2 separate regions of the Homo sapiens genome follow, and region 2 is linked to region 1. Evidence: chromatin loops called from intact Hi-C (ENCODE). Cell type or tissue: heart left ventricle. All regions are shown on one strand.

Evidence for each region. Hi-C counts contacts between places; a loop is a spot of excess contacts. Peaks named below come from ENCODE experiments on the same cell type or tissue, not always from the same donor. Only the 100,000 strongest peaks of a DNase experiment are listed, where the experiment ranks them.
Region 2: a loop joins it to region 1, with 3 times the contacts of the local background. A loop is called at or near these places in 23 of 110 quality-filtered maps.

The regions. Positions count from the first base shown.
Region 1 is chr10:31,599,221-31,607,220 of GRCh38, reverse strand. It overlaps LOC124906892, which reads right to left and starts at 4,359. Exons shown (of 4, transcript XM_067756347.1): 1 at 3,902-4,359; 2 at 2,807-2,965; 3 at 2,494-2,590; 4 at 1,003-1,295. The coding sequence starts at 4,199. The coding sequence ends at 1,139. LOC105376484 (a long non-coding RNA gene) reads left to right here. Exons shown (of 3, transcript XR_930803.3): 3 at 1-4,187. RefSeq lists a silencer at 3,358-3,947. In heart left ventricle, a CTCF peak has its summit at 3,781; DNase peaks (open chromatin) are centred at 2,963, 3,600 and 4,590; H3K4me3 peaks cover 1,606 bases; H3K27ac peaks cover 2,864 bases.
Region 2 is chr10:31,693,638-31,701,637 of GRCh38, reverse strand. The region is part of intron 1 of MACORIS (macrophage enriched lincRNA repressor of IFN-gamma signaling); the gene reads left to right. Among named protein-coding and RNA genes, the nearest start is that of MACORIS, 9.8 kb to the left of the region's middle. RefSeq lists enhancers at 5,868-6,429, 6,430-6,991. In heart left ventricle, no CTCF peak of the experiment used is centred here; DNase peaks (open chromatin) are centred at 1,137, 3,607 and 3,897; H3K4me3 peaks cover 1,751 bases; H3K27ac peaks cover 5,686 bases.

The sequences.
Region 1 (8,000 bases):
AGATCAGTCAGCCCTCCCTTAGCAGTGCACCAGGAGAGGAGACACAGGCCAGTTGCATTTTTATGGCAATGAGAGGCAGGTTGGAAAAGTCTAGAGCTTTAGATCCTGATTGCTTCTAGTACAGCTTCTGCAGGTCAAGCTTTTCTGCATCAGGTCAAGAACCAGCAGGAAAACCATCAAGTGCAGTGGGAGTTTTGAGAAAGAGGAGGTGGTTACTGATGCCAGATGCTGCAGACAAGTAACATAAACACAAGAAATTGGACATATTCTGCAATGCACTCCCTGTCAAGAGAGTAGCCTCAGGAAAATGGGAAGAAGAAATGGAGCAAGATAGCAGCAGCAGATTGGGCATTAAGTAGGAGGTGAGAAAATAGAGATAGTGAGTAGAAGGGAAGGGCAGAAGTTGAAGAGGGTCAGAGATGAAAGAAAGTCTTTGCTTATTCAGTTTTTGGGCAGGAAGATGAACATATGTATTGCTGAAATGACTGAAGATTCTAGAGAAGTGGTGGAAGTGATGGAACAAGGGTCGCCAGGTGAGGCTGAACCAAGGGTGCAGGAGAAGGAATTAGCCACAGGCAGGCGGAGGGAAATTCTCTGAGAAGCAGGTAAAAAGGCCTTTGACTGTACCTGGCAGGAACCAATTTAAATCTATTAAAACAAAACAAACAAACAAACAAACAAAAAACAAACAAAAAAAAAAAAACAAGAGCATGGCTGGGCCCCAGGACCACCTGGACCCAGGACTTTTCTCTTCACATCTGTTTCACTCCAGTCTCAGCCCCCGCAGGTCCTAGTTTCTTCAGCCTGGTGGAGAAACAAGGCTGCCATCAATTCCCAAATGTTTATCTTCACAGTGACAGCCATGGGAGAAAGGCTGCACTAACCTTCTTGGCCTCAAATCAAAAACTCTAGAGAAAGGCTGTCACTGGGCCATCTTGAGTATTTATTTATTAGCTTGTTTGCAGATTTTAACTGAACATTCATTACTTTCAATTTTCCAGCTTTATTTTTTCAAATAAATTTTATTGTGCATATTTGACATTTACAACATAAGGTTATGGGATGCATTTGATAGTTACTATAGTAAAGAAAAGTAACATGTCTCTCATCTTGAGTATTTTAGGAGTCCAACCATGGGTCAGTGAATTCTGGCTAATTCTGGCTGTGGACAGGAAGTCCTATGTAAGCACATGTCAGCATCCAAGGGTGCCTCACAGATGGAGTGGAAGGAGAGGCAGTTTTCATTGAAGAGGGAGGGTCTGGTCAACAGATAGGTATCCATCCACAAATTTAGTCTGGAGGTGGAGAGTTCAGAAAATCTGAGAGGTTCGTATCTTAAGTATTTTTTTGTTTGTTCAGTTGGTTTTGATTGTTGTTGCTATTGGTGAAGTTAGGGTCTTTTCCAAGAATTAGGGGATAGATGACGATTCGGGCTACAAAAGGTTTGGAACTCTATCATGTGAAATGAGAACACCAACATAAGGACTGAGCAATGTTGAGAAGCAGCAGAGGGTAGAAGGCATAACTGTGTCACAGGATCAACCCAGACTTATTCATGTAATGAATGTTACTGATGGCTATCTCTAGTATCATCCAGTATCCTGGACATAGTAGCGTGAAAACACAGTTGGGTTGATCCAAGGTTGGAGAGTGGAAATATAGGTTGTTCTGGGCATGGCAGCGGGAACAAAGGAGCTGAGGTGGGAGGAAGGGCTGAAGTAGGGGGGATCTACCTGCAGAAGAAGACTGTGAGATGACCAGCACAGGGAAGAGGACAGAGAGCTTGGGACACAATTGGGAAATGGTGACAAAAGCTGTTGTGTCTCAGTGGTGCCTCTTACGATGCCCAAGGGAGATGACCCCTCAGGAAGAATGAGCACACCCTGGTGTGCTCAGGAAAGTTCCACGAAATTATCAATGGCACCTCTTTCTGTTATTGAGAGATCTCCAATTTGGATGCTGAATCATGTGGTCTGTCCACCCAATGCCAGGTCTGAAGCGATCGAGGAAAATGGCCTTTCGGGATGTCAACTTTGTGTGCTGCAGCCCCAGACCCATTGGCTGGAAGGAGTAACCCTGGCTTTCCACCTGCTTGTTCCTACCTCTTGTTTCTACCAAGGGAAACGGAGACTCCTTCAAAGTCTCCAGCACCTGCAGATTTGGAGTCTGAAGAGAAAGGGTCAGAGACAGAAACAAAGCCACCCTGGCCTGGCCTGCTGGCTGACTGCAGGGAAAGCCCACATACACTTGAGGCAGAAGGGAATGGCAATGGGCATGAAAATACTGCCCATACCCAAACTGTGTTCCCTGAGGCCATCCGATACACCCAGGGTGCTTCAGGGCAGTAAGTCCCAGAAACCACATGCAATTTCTGACCACACACTTCAGCTTTTCTTGGCATGAAAAAGGCAAGGGCCATGCCTGAATGGTTTTTGTATCTCCCACAGCGAAGACCAATGTCTTGCCCACAGTAGATTCTCAGTACATACTTACATGATCAATGGGATGTCCTTTTCAGGGCAGATTAGAATGGTCCTGTCTCGGGACAGGTGCCTCAGTTGGTGGCCTTGAACCTGGCTTGTAGACCTAACTGTGCAAGAATAGACCACAGGAAATGGAGCAGCTGAGGATGGGGGAGCAAGTTGGAAGGAGCTGGGGTGGAGTTTTTTCCTGACCCCAGCTGGTGATCAGCTTATGCCCTAAAGCAGAAGGATTAATAACCAGGGTAATTTTATCCCAGTCAGAATGTAACTACAGATGTGGGCTTATTGGGTGAAACAGCTAATCCCTTCTCCATTTGGCTCACTTGTGAAATACGATGAAATACGATGCCTGGGGCTATCAAAGCACGATTTCCTCCTGGGCCTGCTGCTGTGTGCAGCCCCACTCTCCTGGGCGAGAGGACAGCTGTCCGTGGACAGTCTTTTGGGCTCCTGCCTATTGGATGGACTGACTCTGCCGCTGACTGAGGGTGGAGGGGAAGGGAAGAGGCGTGTGGGTGGGTGTGTGTCTGTGGACTCGGGGAGGGGAGGGTGGAGTTGAAGGAAAATGTCAGGTGTTGGAGCGGACAGGCGCACGGAGACGCTGGAGGAATAAAAGACTCCTGGAAAAAACCTAAGATTCATTGCAACCCCAAGTCCCGAAGGCTAGAGGGATGGGGAGGCAACAGGAGGAGGGCGTGAGGCTAAGGGGGCACACCTGGTTGTACACGTGGCCCAGATCGGAGCCAGCAGGCCTCGGGTGCTGGCCACGGGAATTTGCAGCATGACCATAGTGGGAGGCTCTAAAGCCAGGAGAACTCAATCAAAGAGCTGCTGCTGATGGAGCAAAGATGAAAGGGTTTCCAGGCCAGCCAGTGAAACCCTTGGAGTTTTTCCCCGGGCAACCACCCTGGGGCGAGTAACAGGAGATACGGTTGGTGCCGAGGTCTGGGAGTCCAGTGCGGCAGCGGGAGGGAGGTAGGCTGGGAGTCCCGTGGGGCTTGAGGAGTGGGCGGGGCCCCGGGCGACGGGGCGTGGCCCCCTGAGCCGTCCGGAGGCCGAGCGCGGAGAACTCGAGAAGGGGCGGGGCCGCTGAGCGGTCCGGAGGCCTAGCGCGGGGAATCCGGAAGGGGCGTGGCCCCCTGAGCAGTCCGGAGGCCGAGCGCGGGGAGTTGGGAAGGGGCGTGGCCCTGCCCGAGCTGGCGCCAGGGAGGCTCCCACCTGCCAGGGGTTGTACATGGCCGCCCTCCCTCCTCCCGTGCTTCCCCGGGCGGGTCTCTGCGCGCAGTCTCCTGCCGGGCGTGGCCAGCCTTGCAGCTCATCCCCCGGGGTTGGCCGGGTGGTCTCCCCCCGCACGTCCCCGACTCCCAGACGCCTTTCCGCGGGGTGCGCCCGGGGCGCTGGAAGCCTGGATCACTTACGCCGAACGGCCCGGGCTCCCCGTGCCCCACCTCTTCTTCGCCCCTCGCGTCTTTTCCGTCCCAGGCTGATGGAGCAGGCGAGGTTAAAGCTTCGTTCCAGACACTTTAAGAAATGTTCCGGGGTTCTTGGAAGTTGTTTAGGAAAAGCAGAGTGCCTGGCATCCTCATCCAACGCTCCCGAACTAGAGACGGCATCTGGCTTGAGGGGTCGTGGTGGGCGGGCGGAAAGGCAAGAATGACCAGGGGCTTTAAATAAAATCTTTCCCATTTTTCCCTTTTCCTCTGACCTTGCCTCCATAATTAATCCTCCCACTGTCCCCAACCCCCAAGCCCAAAGAATATAGAGACTAAAGCCCCTTATCCCAGAGGGCTAGGTGAACCCCCGGGGTCCTCCGGCTCAGCCTGGGAGCCCAGGCAAGGATTTCGCTTCCAGGGCGGGCTTCAGGGTTGGGAGGCGCACATCGCCATGGCAACGAGTTCTTCCCGTGGGAATAAGAAACTCCCGAATGTGGAGCAAATTGGAAAGGGACCTTCCAAGAGCCAGCTGGGGCTCCAGGCAGGCAGGGTAAGGGGAGGTGGTCTGTAGGGGGTGGGGATGGGGAGGCACAGCTGATCCCAACCCGCGACCCTGATTATGGCGCCAGAGCTGTGCGTGTTGCCTCTGAGTCAGATGGGGCCACACATGCTGGACACGTGACATGACATGCTCTCCCATGGCTGCCAGTTGGCAGATGTGTTTGCTGACTTGCTTAGAACAGCCACTGCCTGGCTAAGTGGGACAGTTCCCTTCTGTGGGTCTGTTCCAACCTCCCCTTGGTGGTGAGACCAATAGCTCCTGTTGGGAGAACGAGTTTGAGCTATGAAATTCAGTTCTCTGGCGCCGAGGCCATTGATTTCTAATTACAATTTTTTTTCAAGTTTCAAAAATTTTAAAGTCCCAAGTTATATATGTATATATTCCAATTCAGAAAGGTGTAAAGAAGAAAAGGAAAGTGATCCACAACCCCCAATCCTTCTTCCCAGACATAACTATTGTTAACATTTCGTTGTCATTCTTCCAGATTCTTCATGTGCACATGTAGCTATATGTATGTAGGTGTATTTATATAAGCACCACAGACATGCAAAGCTGTCTAAAAATCTGTATCATCATTTCTTTTTTTTCTTTTCCTTTTTTTTGAGACAGAGTTTCACTCTTGTTGCCCAGGCTGGAGTGTAGTGGCGCGATCTCGGCTCACCGCAACCTCCGCCTCCCAGGTTCAAGCCTCAGCCTCCCAAGTAGCTGGGATTACAGGCATGCGCCACCATGCCCGGCTAATTTTGTATTTTTAGTAGAGACAGGGTTTCACCATGTTGGTCAGACTGCTCTTGAACTCCCGACTTCAGGTGATCCACCCGCCTTGGCTTCCCAAAGTGCTGGGATTACAGGCATGAGCCACCGCGCCTGGCCTATATCATCATTTCTAATGGCAACACGGGATATACCATGATTAACCTATTTGGTATTGCTGGACATTAAGTGGCTTCCCAATATTACCCTTCTATGTGATGATATGCATCCTTAGACAGTTTTGCACAACCAGTGTGCTAATTTTCTTAGGTAAACTTCTAGGATTCTGGGTCTAAGGGTATATGCATTTAAACTTTCAATGCACATTCCTGTAATCTGGGTCAGTGGATTTTTTAGGAGCCAGTGGGCTTTATTTTCTCCCCTATGAGTAGTAGGAATCAAAGGGAAAGGTCCCTTATATATGGTGTTTGAGTTTGGATTCCCCTTGAAACAAAATGTGAAACAAGAATCTGGGCATGAGTCGTATTTTTCAGAGGTGATACAGAAAGCGCTCTGAGCAGTGAGCAATAAAAGGTACATTATTGAATGGGTTATTGCTGGAGCACTCTGAGAGACCATGAGAACACTCCTCAGGATTGTCCTGCATTAGTTTCTGCGGGGCATCACCACTCCTGGTCTTCTGACTGTCCCCACTGTTATTTGAAAAATGTCTGCAGGTAAATGCTAAGGGAAGCCAAGGGGACACAGCTGGAACACCTACAGCTTCAGCCACAGAGGAATTACTACTCCTTTCCCCAAAGCCAAGCCAAGGGTGAGGTTACTCCAGGACAAAATTGCATAATGGGTTAAGTTTTGCATCAGTCTCTCCACCTTCTCCCCCTATTCCCTAAACCATCTCTTGATGCCAACCCCAGCTGGCCAAGGTTCCCAAGGCACAGCAAAGAGGTAGTTGGTCTTCTCAACAATTATTTAGAATGTTAGAAACAAGATTTTTTATTTTTCCAGGCATATTAATATTTTAAGACAGAAACCAAAGGAATTGATGACAGTGCTGGCATTTCAGGCACTGTGGCAGCTAAAGGTGTTTTTGGCAGGGGGCACCCAAGCCTGTGGTTGGTCCAGCAGAGAAATTCTGTGTGTCTTCTGAGAAGCAGGAGGTGAGAGGATGCAGGATGAAGGCAGAAGCAGAGTGGGAAGGAAGAGGCTGGTGACTTAGTTCCCTCACATGGATGACACTCGCTGGCCTGGCCATTTTAGAAAATGAAGCAATAAAGAGGATATAGGGCTGGATTTGTGGCTGGAGGGAATGAGAAAGAAGAAGTGAGCCATTCAGGTAGATCACCTGAGGTCAGGAGTTCGAGACCAGCCTGGCCAACGTGGCAAAACCCCATCTCTACTGAAAATACAAAAATTAGCCGAGTGTGGTGGCAGGCCCCTGTAGTCCCAGCTGCTCGGGAGGTTGAGGCAGGAGAATCGCTTGAACCCGGGAGGCAGAGGTTGCAGTGAGCCGAGATCATGCCACTGCACTCCAGCCTGGGTGACAGAATGAGACTCTGTCTCTTAAAAAAAAAAACAAATGAGCCACTGAGGCAAGAAGGAGTGAGATGGGTTGTTAAGAGAGGAAGAGAAGGCTAGGTGCAGTGGTTCATGCTTGTAATTCTAGCTGCTTGGGAAGTTGAGGTGGGAGGAGTGCTTGAGCACAGGAGTTCGAGACCACAGTGAGTCATCATAGTGACACTCCAACCTGGGTGACAGAGCAAGACACCATCTCTAAAAAAAATAGAGAAGAGTAGTTGAGTGGGAGAAGAGAACAAAGAAGAACCTCATTTGGGCTCAATCAGCTACTAACTTCTTCCCTTCCTACAGTCTTGGCTTTCTGTCTTCCCCTCTGGCCATTTCTGCTCAGAGTCCATTAGGGGTTCACTTTTTTCCTGCCTATCCCCTAACTGCTGAAGCCACTTAGAGTTCTCCAGCTGCACGTGATCTCTGAGAGATCAGTGTGCCACCATGGCCTCTGCCGCTGTCACGCACAGATGCTGCACAGATGGCTGGCCCAGCTTGCTCTCAGGAGCTCAGTTCCCACCCATCTAGAAGTTGGCAGAAGTTGAGGCAGTGGGAGGAATGTCGGGGCACACATTCCCTTTACCATGTGTGTTCTCTGGTTGTCTTCATATTCGAAAGCTAGTGTCCCCAGTTAAGTTGTTAGCTGCTTGAGCCTGAAGGCTGTGAATTTTACTCCCCAATCAGCCACATGCAGTGACTGTCAGACACTGGCTGAGTTGACCCTGTAGGAGTTTCTCTACAGGAGTACCATTCTGGGGACATGAGAAGGTGAGGTCGTGCTTCTACGCAGACACCTTTATTTTCACCAACACAGCCCCCTTCAACGGTCCACAGCTGCTAATTATCATCTGCTCCCCAAATCTAGCAGTCTCTTCCCAGTTCTCATTTTCCCTGTTCTCTTGGCGGCATCTGGCACTGTTTCCGGTTCCACCATCTTGAAACTCTTTCTTCTCTTGGCCTCCGTAACATTACACCCTCTGATGGTTCTTCTGTCCAAGGAGCTTTTGCCTTTCATCTCCTAAACATAGTTCTACCCTAAGATTCCATCCTTCAGAGCAGCATGAAGTAGTGGAAAGAATGCAGGCTTTGGAGCCAGAGTAACTGTATTTGCTCCTGGGATGCAACATTTATTAGCTGGGGACCTCTCTGAGCCTCAGTGTTTTCAACTGTGAAATGCTGATGATCGTAAGTGTGTTAGGCTGTTTTTTGTACTGCTATAAAGAAAACCTTGAGCCTGAGTAGATT
Region 2 (8,000 bases), 94 kb before region 1:
TCTCTGTGTGGGACCCCACCCAGGCAGGGCAGAAGAGGAAGACAGTTCTAGAGCCTCTGCATCAAAGATTACAGGCTTCTTGCCATATCTCCAATCACTGTTCCCCTTGTTCCAGGCTGCAGTTGGCACATGAACCCATGGGCCATCAGTTGCTTTTGTTTTTAAGATCTAAATATCGTATTTATGACTAATAAAACTGAGTGGAGAATTACTAATAAAACTGGCCTTAGATCTGCAGCCCAGAGGGCATTCAAATAATCTCCATTCCCTCCTTTAATTGAACTTGTCCCCCAAAACATCAAACCCGCCCTCTTATTCTTCAACCATAGGGTACAATTAGTTTTTACACAAGCACCCCACACAATGGGGAGACCCAAGAGAGAGAGTCGGGGAGTGTTTATGAGGTTTATTGAGGGGATTAGGGGACCAGAATAGAGGGGAGGAAACAATTCTGCCGGTGGAAATCCTTTCTCTACTTAAAAAAAACTCACCACACACAAAGACCACAAACAAAACCCCCTGTAAGAATTTTGTTTTGAAAGCTGTTCCCTGCCCCAGGTCAAAGAGAAGGAAAGAAGGGATCTGGGCTTTGCGGGACACGGCTCTCCCACCGTGGCGCCCACTCTCTGGTTCCCTGTCTTTTCCCTCCAGGAAGTTCAGGTGCCTCAGCCTGGGTTTCATTTGAGCTTTTAAATAATGAACAGTTGTTATCCTTGCCCTCATTCGTTACATTTTTTAAAAAGCAAAATAAGCTAAACAAAGCAGAGAAGTATGCACCTAAAAACCTTTCTTCGACAGCCAGAGAAGCAAGGAAGGAAAGGCCGCCTACCATTTATTTTTTATAAACATCATACTAAATAACACGGATTTCAACTTATGGCTATAAATAACATGCGATGTTTTCACTGCAGATTTCCCCAGGCCCTAAAGCTATTTCAGTGGAACCTGCAGCCACCCTGTCCTCCCATCGCTGCTCGAGGTCCGGCGTTACCTACGCCTCATTGTTTCTAGAAGTTGCATTTCTGTATGTTGCTCAGAATTGGTTTGCATGCCGGACCCTTGCTTTCCTGTTTTTGCCTCCTCCCACCCTGGGCCACCCCATCCCATCCTCGTGATCGTTGGGACGCCCCCTCGCCTGCCCAGCAAGGACACTTGATGGAGAGGCTGCCGGGTTATGGCTTCCTTCCTTAGCTGGCTCGCAGGCCCGTGGCCCCACAGATGTTCTCCCTGGGTTTGTTTTGATAGCCCGTTTTAAAAACAGTTCATATCCACCAACTGTTCAGATAATAGTATTCCAAGTGGCAAGCAACTGTGATTATTTTTGTCGCTGTTTACCCTGACAAGCACAGCTCAGCTGGAAAATATGGGGCCGGGGGGAATTCCCCTTCCTTGCTCTTCTAATTGTTGCCCATATTTGCCATAAGGAAGTTGCATTTTTGACTTTCTCTCACATTGAGCCCCATGTTCCCTGGGAAGGAGAGAAGAAGGCGAGAGAAATCAGATGGAGAAAATGCAGTATGGGGCCTATTGGAATCGATAACCCTCCTTCCAAGTCAGGCTGTTTCACTATCAACACTAAGAGGAGTTTTTGTGCACATGTGTGTGGTGACATAAAGAAAGCCTTGCTTGGGGTAGAGCTGGTACTTTGAACTGGCTCTCTCTCCAACATCTCAGACATCCCAGGCCTAAAATCGAACTTCTCGTTTGCCTATCCAGTTGCAGAAACACCTGTGGTCTCCCGTAAAAGTGCAAAAGACCCCCACTCCTTCCCCAGGTTCCCAGAACAGGCCGGCTGGTCCCTCTGACTGTTCCACTCCTCTGACCTCCAAAGTCAGTTATTTGTCAAGCCTGGCTGATTTTCCCGGGACTTTAAAAAATTCTCTTGCACCTATCCCTTCTTTTCCAGCCACACCACCTGCCCCACCGACAGTTGGCCCTTTCCCTGTCCCCTTTATTGCAGCGGTAATTTCAACCACATCCTGGCCTTCCATCCCTTTCCTCCCATTTCACCCTCATACCATGGCTAGGCCTAGCTTCCGAAAGCTTGACCCTGTTGCCACTTACCTGCTCAAAAATGCTTAGCAACTTCCCACTGTGTGCAGCCTTTGTCTGGCTTTCCAGGCCCTCCACGCCCTGGTCCCTGCCTGATCTCTCTGCTTCCCCATTCAGATCCCTCCCATGGTGTGCCCAAGCTCAGGATTTCTTGAACACACCTGTGCTTTCCAGCAGGGCTGCCACGTGGCTGATTCCATGGCTGCCCTTCCCTTCACTATTACCTGAATGTGCTTCCTAGAGGTGAATATGGTTCAGCCTGTATGACCAAATGGCCCCCAGGCCTTTGAATATGCTGCTTCCTCATTCTGAAGTGCCCTCCTCTCCCAGCTCCACCTGTCAAAATCACACTATTCTTCAAATGCCACTTCTTCCATGAAGCCATTGATGGTGATTCTTGCTGGAAAGGGCGGCTCTTGATCATGAAAATCTGAAAGACATTATATTGGAAGTGTTTATAATTTTCTTTGTATTTAGATGTCAGACTTTCTTACATAAAACCCAAACCTCCTTAAGAATAAAGGCTGTGAATTACTTTCCTGCATATAATCTGCTGTGCCTAGCAGTCGATTTTTGTTGGAGGAATGAAAGAATGAATGATTTATTTTGGGCTTGGGCGTGTACATTTCACTGATGACCCCTGGGTGCATTTAAATTTAGCACACCTGTCAGATCTCTCCTCATCCTTATTTGTTACTCTATGCTGCCAAGTTAGGTGGAGGATAGGGTAGGAACCTGGGGATGTTTTCTTCATTATCTACAGTCACATAATCACGAATCACAGATTCTCAGATACGAGCAAGTCCATCAGATACTGACGGCCCAGTGTTTTGCAAATGATTGCTCAGAGCTATGAGTCCCAGGACATGGGGGTTGTGCAGCAGAGGGAGGCTGTAGGAGAGGGAGCTTTGGGATTTTGCTCCTGCTCCAACCAGATCAGGTCTGCTTGTGTCTGTTTCACATTTTGAGGTCTGGTGGAATTTATCTTTACCAGAGGCCAAAAAGAATTTTTATGAAAAACAAAACCAAACCATAGATATAGTCCAAGTTGATAAAAATCCAAAACTTAAGAAAATGCCTGTCTAAACCTATCTGGAGGGATCTCAAAGAAAGTACATTCAACAGCTTGTAATCTATAGCAATCACCCGCACCATCACAGGATGGCCCCACAAAACAATCGTCAGACGCAAGACGTCCATAAGAGTCCAGGAAAGAGCTGGAGGAGACGAGTCACGCCAGGTTTTAGCTCCAGTTACGCCAGGAACAAGTTGTGCAATGCAGCGAGTCCTTTTTCCTCTCTAGACTCAGCATCTCATTTAAAAGCATGGCCCTAGCAGCCTAGGCTGGGTGGCTCAGTGGTTATTAAGGGCACAGGGAGACCTGAGTGGCACCAGCACAGCCCAGGGAGCCACTGAGAGAGGAGAGGTGCCCAGCAGTGACACAGCCAGCAAGTGTCTGCACAGGGAAGAAGCACCGAGAGCTGGTCATTCTGCTCTTAGCCTGAACTTGGTGATCTCAGAGGCCCGGCCCAGCTCTAACATCTGTGACTCAGCTGGCAGCCGCGTGGACCCCGTTGCTGGGGGAAATGCTGTGTGCACATTTATTCTGGGTTTGGATATTTAAAGAGCCGGGTGTGTTGAGGGACATTTCGGAAGTGCTTGGGGAGGGAGGGGACTGCAGACTGGGCTTTTCTTTAAACACTTATAGATATCCTGTCTTGATCTCTCGGTCCACAAAGAGTAATTTTCTTTCCCTAAGAAAGTGACGTGGGTCTTGCCCATTGTGTCCGCCTCGCTGGCTCCCGGCTGCGCAGCCCAGCAGGAAGCAGGTGGCCTGAGGTGAAACACATGCCCGGCCCGGCTCAGGCCATTTCTGGGTTCCTGTCCAAGGGCAGCCTTGCTCCCCACAGGGAAAACTTGGCATGCCCCCTAGACTGCTGGGCACCTGGGGCACAGGGCTGACCCTCCACCTGGGAGGAGAAGAATGGAGCTCTCTCTGAGCCCCCAGGGGTCCTGGCAAAGGTGGCAGCCGTGGACCCTGGGGACATGGGGCAGCCTGGGCTTCCTCTTCCGCACTTGCTGTTTTCACTGGCTCAGGAAGCTCTGACTGCAAGCTGGGATTTTGTTTCCAAATCCCTGCGTCATTTTTACTATTTGAATTGCCACTTTGGGCTGCTTTTAGGGAGGTGGCTCTTTTGTTGCTTTCCTCACTCAGGATGTTGTTTCCAGTAGATTTCCTCACAGACTCCGTCTGCTGCCTTTGTTTTCCCTTCTGGGCACAAACACAGAAATCTTCCAGAATGGAGACTGCATCAGTGAATCGGACCTGCCGTGCTGTGAGCCAGCACAGTTTAATTTTTCTCTTAGGACATTTATTGTTTTTTATTTCTGCTTTCAGAGGTCATTGTGTCTACATGCTCATTATAGCACATTTGAAAAATATGGGAAACACATATAGGTGATATAGGAGGAAAATGAATATCACCCATAGGCTCAGTAGCCAGAGATCTACCTAGAATTCCGGTGATAATTTTTGTTTTGTTTTGTTTTGTTTTAAATTGGGCTCATACTGCACACATTGCTAAGGAACCTGCTGCTTACACCCAACCCTGTATCCTTAACACTGTCCCATGCTCTTTTATTTTTTGCAGACACAGTTTTTTGTTTTTGTTTTTTGTTTCGTTTTTGTTTTTTTGACAGAGTCTCACCCTGCTGCCCAGGGTGGAGTGCAGTGGCCTGATCTCTGCTCACTGCAACCTCCGCCCCCCAGGTTCAAGCAATTCTCCTGCCTCAGGCTCCCAAGTAGCTGGGATTACAGGTGCACAACACCACACTCGGCTAATTTTTGTATTTTTGGTAGAAGATGGGGTTTCACCATGTTGGCCAGGCTGGTCTCGAACTCCTGACCTCAAGTGATCCTCCTGCCTCAGCCTCCCAAAGTGCTGGGATTACAGGTGTGAGCCACCGTGCCAGGCCGCAGACACAGTTTTTAAGTCCCTACAGCTCTCCTTTGGCCTTGCCACCAACAATGCTGTGTCAAAGACGTTAGCCGGTGTGAAGGAGGAACGAGGACAGGAAAACAGAGTATGTCACACAATACACATCTACATGCAAAGCCCAGATGGGTGAAGTTGTGGGTGGCTTTTCTTTTCTTTCTTCTCTTCTAGAGTGTGCACATTTTTCTGTCACAAACACAGGAGAAGAGACAGAATAATGTGGTGATCGGAAGCGCAGGCTTGGGCAACCTGCTGTATGGGTGCAACTCTGCCACTAACCAGATGAGGTGCTTAATGGCAGTGTGCCTCAGTTTCTTCATCTCTAAAGTGTGAACAATAATGCTACCTGCCTCACGTGTCAGTTTTGAAGATGCAGGTGAAGTCCAGTAAATACCCAGTACTCAGTGACAGTTATGGCTTTATATGAACATTGTGATCATAAAAAGTCTGGGCGGGCACAGTGGCTCATGCCTGTAATACCAACACTTTGGGAGGCCAAGGTGGATGCATTACCTGAGGTCAGGAGTTTGAGACCAGGCTGGCCAACATGATGAAACCTCGTCTACTAAAAATGCAAAAATTTAGCCAGGCACGGTGGCTGGTGCCTGTAATCCCAGCTACTCAGGAGGCTGAGGTAGGAGAATCACTTGAACCCAGGAGGCAGAGGTTGCAGTGAGCTGAGATCGTGCCACTGCACTCCAGCCTGGGCAACAAGAGTGAAACTCCATCTCCAAAAATAAAAATAAAACAAAATAAAAATAAATAAATAAAACATCTAAAAGTCCCTGCTATGGGCTGAATTTGGTCCCTACAAATACATCTGTTGAAGTTCAACCCTCAGCACCTCAGAATGTGACTGTTTTGGAGACAGCATCCTTACAATGGTAATTAAGTTAAAATGAGGTCATTGGAGTGGGCCCTAACCCAATACTGCTGTGTCATAACAAGAAGATGCAGAGACATCAGGGATGCGCTTGCACAGGGGAAAGGCCATGTGAGGACACAGCAAGAAGGCGGCTGCCTCCCAGCCAAGGAGACAGGCCCCAGGAGAAACCCAACCTGCCCACAGGTTGATCTTGGACTTTCAGCTTCCAGAACGGTGGGAAAACAGACTTTCATTGGGTAAGCCACCCAGTCTGTGGTACTTTGTTATGGAAGCCCTAGCAAAACAATGCAGTTCCTTAACAAGAACATCAGTGTCATAGTTGCTCATCTAAGTGCAGTGCAGAAGCAGGTGATATACCCTAGACAAGTGGAAAACAGCTCGACTGCGGGCCCGGCAGTTCCTGCCCACCAGCCTCCCCTCAAGGCGAGCCCCCCCTCGCCTTTGCAGGGTACCCGGTGGCTGCAGGATGTCCTCTGGCTGCGCAGAGCCCCCAGGCTCTTGCTTCGCCAGGTCTGTCTCTTCCAGGCAACAGGGTCTTTCTTGGCTTCATTTGGAGGGCAAGAGCTTCCTCCTCCTTCAGGAACCTTGGCTAGCCATTTCCAATACAATACCTGCGTCTGCACTTGAATGAAGTGGTTTTCCACCCTCCAAAGACCAGTGGGAGAGTTTTCATGCATGGTCCATTTGAATCACTGACATGATGTGCTCTGAGCGTGGAGTGTTGGATCTCAGACTCAGGCATAGAAAGGGGGCCGCTGGAGGATGTATGTGCAATGCTTCCTCAGATTATGAAAGCACAGCCAGCCTTCTGTTGGAAGCACAGGACAAGTGTTTGCTGGGTAAGGATATTTTCCATCTTTGCAAACTGTGGGCCAGCTCTTTCTCCTTGGCTAGGTAGATAACCAATGCACCTTGTCTGCTAAGTCAGCCTCTCTTCATTCCTATTTTCTCAGTAGACAGCCTTATAAATCTGGCTAATAACTCCCATTTCATTTCCCCAAACTCCATTAGAGGGAAATTATAATGAAGCTCAAATACTCACCAGGTTATTCATGGGAAGGACCTTTGGCTTTTTAAAAATGCATTTTAGATGGCTGGATTAATCTAGTGGCACATTACAATGCAGCCCTGCTGAAGTTTGCAGGAGATTCCTGGCACCCGGCATTGTGCACTGCACAATGCCGCCAAGAAGCGTGAATTATCTTTACAGGAAGAGGCAGGAATTAATATGTCAGATGGAAAAGACCCACTGGCAGCACCTGATGAAAACCCAGGACTCTGCTCCCTGTCAAGGTTCTGCAAGGTTGGAGTCATAATCACACAACTCACAAGCAAACGCCCTGAGCAGGCTCCTCTCTGCAAAGGGCATAAGGGCAGAACAGCAGAGAAGTGACACACTACCCTCTCCATCTGGCCCTGCTCACCCACAAGCGTTGGAACAGGAATATTTGTAGCCTTGGAAAGAGGCACTTACCAAGATGCTTAATTGATGATAGGCACATTGAGAAAAAAATGCTGATTTCATTCCTTTTATTACCTCTCTGGCACAGCAAGTTAATTAAAAAGAAAGTACGATTGCAGCTTTGTATTCATTAACCAGGTTGATTTGTAATGTAAATATATGCATTTGTATGGTGCATACATCAAAGTAAGAATAACAACAATAATGATAGTATCTGTCACTAAATGAGCTCCAGATCCCAGGGAAGGAGTGATCGGCAGATTACTTACAACCCTTCCAACAACCCTGTTCAAAGGGTTATAAATAATGTTGGCCTTACTGGGACCAACAGTATTACATTTATTTTATTGATGGAGAAACTGAGGCTCAGAGTAGTTAAGGAGTTTGCCTGAGGTCACACAGCTAATGTGTGGTGTGCTGGGATTCGGTCTACGTGAGGAAATAATACATTTGTGGCAGAGTGAACTGAAACTTCTTTCTGCACACTCCCGCCCCAATCCCACCATCTGCCTCAACCTAATCCTCAATGTGGTCATGAGAAAAGCCCCGTGCAGTGGAGAGAAGCCAGATTGACTGCCACTATTCACTGTTGTGTAAAATGAGG